Linked DNA regions of Homo sapiens: region 2 is linked to region 1. A link is an interaction called in ENCODE POLR2A ChIA-PET data of the cell type or tissue named here. Cell type or tissue: OCI-LY7. All regions are shown on one strand. Links, peaks and the distances in the headings refer to the core of each region. The heading gives the core; the rest is flanking DNA.

Evidence for each region. Peaks named below come from ENCODE experiments on the same cell type or tissue, not always from the same donor. Only the 100,000 strongest peaks of a DNase experiment are listed, where the experiment ranks them.
Region 2: POLR2A ChIA-PET joins it to region 1 with 6 read pairs; 2 of 35 experiments call an interaction of 5 or more read pairs at or near these places.

What each region holds. Positions count from the first base shown.
Region 1 is chr5:88,874,434-88,877,360 of GRCh38, forward strand. All of the region lies in intron 1 of MEF2C (myocyte enhancer factor 2C), which reads right to left. Among named protein-coding and RNA genes, the nearest start is that of MEF2C, 7.3 kb to the right of the region's middle. In OCI-LY7, for the core only: no CTCF peak of the experiment used is centred there; a DNase peak (open chromatin) is centred at 1,418; H3K4me3 peaks cover 2,149 bases; H3K27ac peaks cover 1,739 bases.
Region 2 is chr5:88,763,334-88,766,260 of GRCh38, forward strand. All of the region lies in intron 3 of MEF2C (myocyte enhancer factor 2C), which reads right to left. Among named protein-coding and RNA genes, the nearest start is that of GSCAR, 68 kb to the left of the region's middle. In OCI-LY7, for the core only: no CTCF peak of the experiment used is centred there; no DNase peak of the experiment used is centred there.

The sequences.
Region 1 (2,927 bases), core at 317-2,816:
ATGTCAGAAAGTATTGACTCATATATATATTAGCATTTACAAAACAAAGTTTAACATCTTTTTCCTCCCTTGCTAATGGGTCTTGAAAAAGTGCCAGGTGTAGGAATATGCCATTGTTATCATATTCTTATAAGCTGCCTTATACATTTTTTAAGATCTATGTTGTATTAATTTCTTAACAATTTATCGGGAACATTTGCATTCACAGAAAAATAAATGCTTGATATTTAAACATAATTAAAATTATCATTCTTATCTATTTAAGTTTCAAGAGAAATAAAATTAAATTACACTTAACTGTTGGTCTAATTTGGTAAATTTCATATAGGCAATTAATAATTAGTGTAGTGGGTTAACAACTAAGCTAACATTTATACACTATTCATATACTGTTAAATCAATAATTTAGTTTAAAAATAAAATTAGAACAAATATTTATTAAGTGGTAACACTTTCTCCTGAAGGCTCCCATTTAATACATTTCTAAAGAAGAAGGCTAGTTTTAGAAAGGTGTGCTGGCAATAATCTGATTGCACCTCATACAAATGAGAATTCTACTGATTGAAAGGAGCCATGGCAGCTAGAAATTATTTTTTAATAGGATTTTTTAAAAATCACATGGGTAACAGTTGAAAATGTAACTGGTAATTAAAGCCTGCTTCTTAACAAAGTTTTACTTTATTTTTTAAGGAGAAGTACAAGCTTTTAGACTATAGTTTCAGATACAAGGAATATTAGTGCAGATATTTAGAAGTCAATTTATTTTGCATGGTATTATACACAGAACTTACACTGTACCTTTCAAATGAAAAGCATAAAACAAATCTGAAAACTAAAAGCTCACATTTTCTCCCCCTGTACTCTCTATTTTGACCTAATAATCATTTAAAGTGTGGGTGTTTATCAATAAAAATTTTTGCAGCACCACACATTGTGGTGGAACGTTGCTATTTCCCGAGATAAGTACAAAAAACCTCAATGCTAATTTGCATCACAAAATGATCTAACATATCTGGAATATAATGCACAAGCTTCATTGAAAAGAAACCATTATATTTTTCTTTTCGAAACAAAAAGTACAGATATCTGATTGGGTCTGGGTGTGCTGGAGGTAGGGGGTGGGGAAGAGGTCTCATTTTCTATCTCACACCTATTGTTTTATGTATTCTAAACTGCTATATGGGAATAAAAAGGAAACATACTGAATCCACTTTGCAGTTAATGTCTTAGTAATTTAAGAGGCAGAATTTTCAAGTTAAAGAAGGGAAACATTATACTTTTCCTTTCCCAAAGGTATTTCCCCTATTTCCCAGGAAGAAGGCCCTCTGTTCCTTACCCTATGTAGGGGGAAATAAAGGACATTAGTTAGGGCTGAAATCACTCCGAGACAGAAGAGGGGAAGTTTATGATGTGGCACTGTGCACAGTATCTGGTCTGCAGCCAGGAAGTTTTCATTTTGTAGCTCTGCTGCCAGTACCTGCCCTGCATATTCAGGAATAAAAATATACCAGAACTCTACCTGAAAAACTGTGGATGTTACAAAGAATTAAAAGAGTTTATTTTTCTTTCTTTATCCTGAGTGTAATTACTGTTTTTTAAAAAGAAAGAGCTGAAACTGTAGTAACTGGAGTTTTTTTTTTTTTTTTTTTTCCTTTTTAAACTCCTCAAACTACCTTCCCACAAAGCCATTTAAGTTAAATGGTACATTTACAGACTCACCTACATGAAGGATATAACTTAAAACATCTGCTTAGACACATACGTTCTGTTCAGATATAAAAAATGTGGCAAAAATTTTTAAAAATATAGGACCACTATATTCTTAAAATGTGTGTTCTTCTGTGTGTGTGTGTTCATTCATTCAAGAGATCTTTGACTGCAATTAGGTAGTCGGTCCTATAAAGGCTTCCTTGTGTGACGATAATTTCTAAAAGTAAAATGCTCCAGTGAATATTTCTGCTAAATAATCATATCTTAAAATTACTTTAAAGAAATTCCAATCCCTCATGTTACATTAAGCAATAATGCCAGTTTTCCATAATATGCCTTAGTTGTACCACCTTATTCAGGGTCGACAATTAATTAGAAGACAAAAAGTATAAATCGCGTGTTTATTAAGTAGCAGACAAATTTCTTTGTCTGTCTCAACATATTTACATTAATGTGTTTATTTTCTAATTTTGAAAATAAATAAGCATATTTAAGCCAAAGCTGCCTGTCTTCGGGGTTTGGGGAAGGATGCACATTCTCTTGCTATCCTTCTAACTTGCTGAAAGAATCACAGGTGTGAAAAAAAGACAGGCATAGTTCTTGGCTGATTTTTAAAAAAACACTTCACATTCTATCGAAGGACCATATCCACTTCTTTTTTAATCCAATATGCTAGGAATCCATAGTATCTGAGAGCAATTTATATGAATTCTTCATGTGCATCTTATCTATGACAACAAGATAGAAGAGGAAAACCAGACCACCACGCTCATGATGCTATTTGGAAAAAGCAGGTTCTCAAAAGGGACTGATTCAAAGATCAGTTAGTTCCTCCAGCCTCTAAAAACAAGTTTTGGGTACTTAATTTAAATCACTGCTTGAGGACTTGCACTGTCATTCTACATGAATCCCAACCACTTGCAGGAGGAACAACATTGCTCCATTCATTTCAAATTTACAGCATTAAGAATTAATAAAGTCTTTATAATGTCTGCATTATTTAAGAGTAATGATTCCTGAAGAAATCTGCCTGTAATATGTTTACTGTTTTTATTGCTTGTAATGTCGTCAATTTCCTTTTCAATGCCCTCAAAAGATTCTCTTCATGTACTTTGAACTTTGTTTACATTGGCTGTATTTTAAAAATATATACCAAGATTTAACTTGTACAATAAAATGACAATGTACAGCAAATGAATTATGGCGATGACAAATAA
Region 2 (2,927 bases), core at 289-2,788, 110 kb before region 1:
TAATACTATAAAGAACATCACAATACATTAGAATAATAATTTTATTTACTAACTTAACTTCCTGTGCTTCATACTCTTTTCTTATTATCTCAACCACAAAAACATTCTTCTGGCTGATAACTATTGTATTATGATGTGTTTCTGCTTTGATCTCTGCATATCTTTGAGCTTTTAAGAATACTTTCTGATTGTTTTTGCATTATATTCCACATATTTTTCATTAGAATTCATTTGTATAGAGAAAAATATGTCAGATCAAGAAAATATTATTTGATATTTTTCAAAAGTTATCTATAAGACATGTTAAAAATATTCTTTCTTTCTTTTTTTTTTTTTTGAGTCAGAGTCTTGCTCTGTTGCCCAGGCTGGAATGCAGTGTGGCGTGGTCATAGCTTACTGCAGCCTCCACATTGTAGGCCCAGACAATCCTTCCAACTCAGCCTCCTGGGCAGTTGGTACTACAGGTGTGTGCCACCACACCTGGTTAAAAATTATTTTTGTAGAATCAGGGTCTCATTATGTTGTCCAGGCTGCTCTTGAACTCCTAGACTCAAGGGATGCTCCTGCCTCAGCTTCCCAAAATGCTGGGATTACAGGCATGAGCCATGGCACCCTGCCAATAATTTTCTTATATAAACCTTTAATTTAAAGCCTTCCATAATGTTAATTTATAGTCTTATCCAGGCAGTAGATTTTTCAGTGTGCACCCAAATCTTTTAACCAATAAATCTTATTGTAAAAATTATAGTTGTTTTGATATGCAGATTTCTGACAACAGAATGCAAGGGTGAGGAGAGGCCTATCAACTGTCATTACAATCCATCTGGCACATACATGTGTGCTAAATATTCTCACAAAGCTTTCAGGGGGTAGATATTGTGTTTGGTTTATAAAAATTCAAACATCAATTACACTTTGTTGAAAGATCTCCACAAATATTAACCCATTATCTCTCACAAGTCTTCCATGAAGAGATTAGGTAAACCTATGCCAGGTCTCAAACCCATATGGCCAAGCATGATGGTCCAAGGTCAGTCAACGAGTATTTGCCTCCTGCCTGGAGACAGTGTGGGGCCTGACTTTCCCCTGCCCGTTTTCCCACCCGTGTGAAGTGATGAGTGCAGACTAGATCTCTCTCACTCATATGTAACTATAGTTAGGACACTGGACGCTGAAATAAATGAAGTAGAAATTGTCCAGGCGTGGTGGCTCTCGCCTGTAATCCCAGCACTTTGGGAGGCCGAGGCAGGCCGATCACGAGGTCAGGAGTTTGAGCCAAGCCTGGCCAGCATGGTGAAACCTGTCTCTACCAAAAATACAAAAAATAAGCCAGGCATGGTGGCGCACGCCTGTAATTGCAGCTACTTGGGAGGCTGACACAGGAAAATCACTTGAACCCGGGAGCCAGAGATTGCAGTGAGCCGAGATCACACCACTGCACTTCAGCCTGGGCAACAGAGTGAGACTCCATCTCAAAAAAAAAAAAAAAAAAAAAAAGAAGTAGAAATTTTAAAAAATTAGGCTGAGGGAAAATTTCAAGTATGAAAATAGAGCTAAAATATTGATTTTCTTAGATGTCAAATTTTAGTCAAGAGTTGGAATGCATATTGGTCAATAAAACACATCAGTTTATGAATGAAAAAAACCAATTAGGTCAGTGGCTCACTTTGTACCTGAAGAATTATATAAACTATTAAACAAACAAGGCAGGTGGCATGGAGTCACAAAGGAAATGGCAGTGATGAGAAGGAAAAATGTGGCTCATTTTCTCCCAATACATTCTTCTTGTATCTGACTGCATTATCTTGCTATGAATATCACCCGAATCTAAGTAATGATTCAAGTTAAATTGTGTTATTTAAAAAAGAGCATTTTGAGATATACAAACACAAAGCTGAAGAGCAAATTAATATTGAGTTCCAAATTCCCATAATCACATAACCAGAAAGAACATTGAAAAAAATGTTCAAAAATATTATCCTCAGCTGAGTGCTTGTATAACACATTTCTGCCAAGAACAAATGATTATGGTGGAATTATAAAGCTCTGAAAATGGAAGTGATGGCACAAACTTGAATATCATAGTGTGAATGTGGAACTATAAGAGCAGTTTTATCTTTATTATATTAAAAATCTACAGCTGTTTAATGATAACAAAAGAATTTCTGTTAGATTCAGCCAAGTCTGTCTTTATCACAGTAATGAATAGTCGATATGAACGAAAGGGCTGACTAAATGGATAAATAAGCATTATTCCTTCGGGCCCTTTTCTAGCAAAATCAAAATCTCTGCTGTTGGCCTTTGAAAGCTTCTCTGATCTTTTACAAGTGTCACTGGTCAGGTAATGTAGGTACTTCAATTGTCATTCTTTTACAGGGGCTGGAAGTCCTAAATGTATATACTGTCTCTCAGCTGACTGACTACGTTTTGAAAAGATTTATTCATGTATGTCAAGATAAGGCAAGAGATCTCCTAAAACCACCAGCTTCTCTCCTTACGTATCTGAAGAAACTCTTTCCTCAGAGAACTCAAGTAAATCTTGAGCAAGCCTGTATACTGAAGTCAGCTTTCCACGTCAGAGTGACACTGTTGAGGTAGATCCATCAACTACAGAGGCTTCTGGGATATTTTCACAAGACAGCGATTGTCATACTGTGAGCTGAGAACAGCCGTTTCCTAGAGGAGTAATTAGATTGACAGAAGGTGACATATTCCAAGCAATAAATGGGAGAAAGAGTCCAGACAGGTAATCCAAAAACCACGTGGAATCTTTCCTCCCAGACATGTGGACATATGGACCCTGCATTATTCCATTTGCTCATCGGAAAAACTTGAAATACGTACAAACTGATGATGATAGGTGACAGGTGCTTCAAAAATTCTAATGAAATAGAATTTCATTAGGGGAACAGATTCTATTTCGTTAC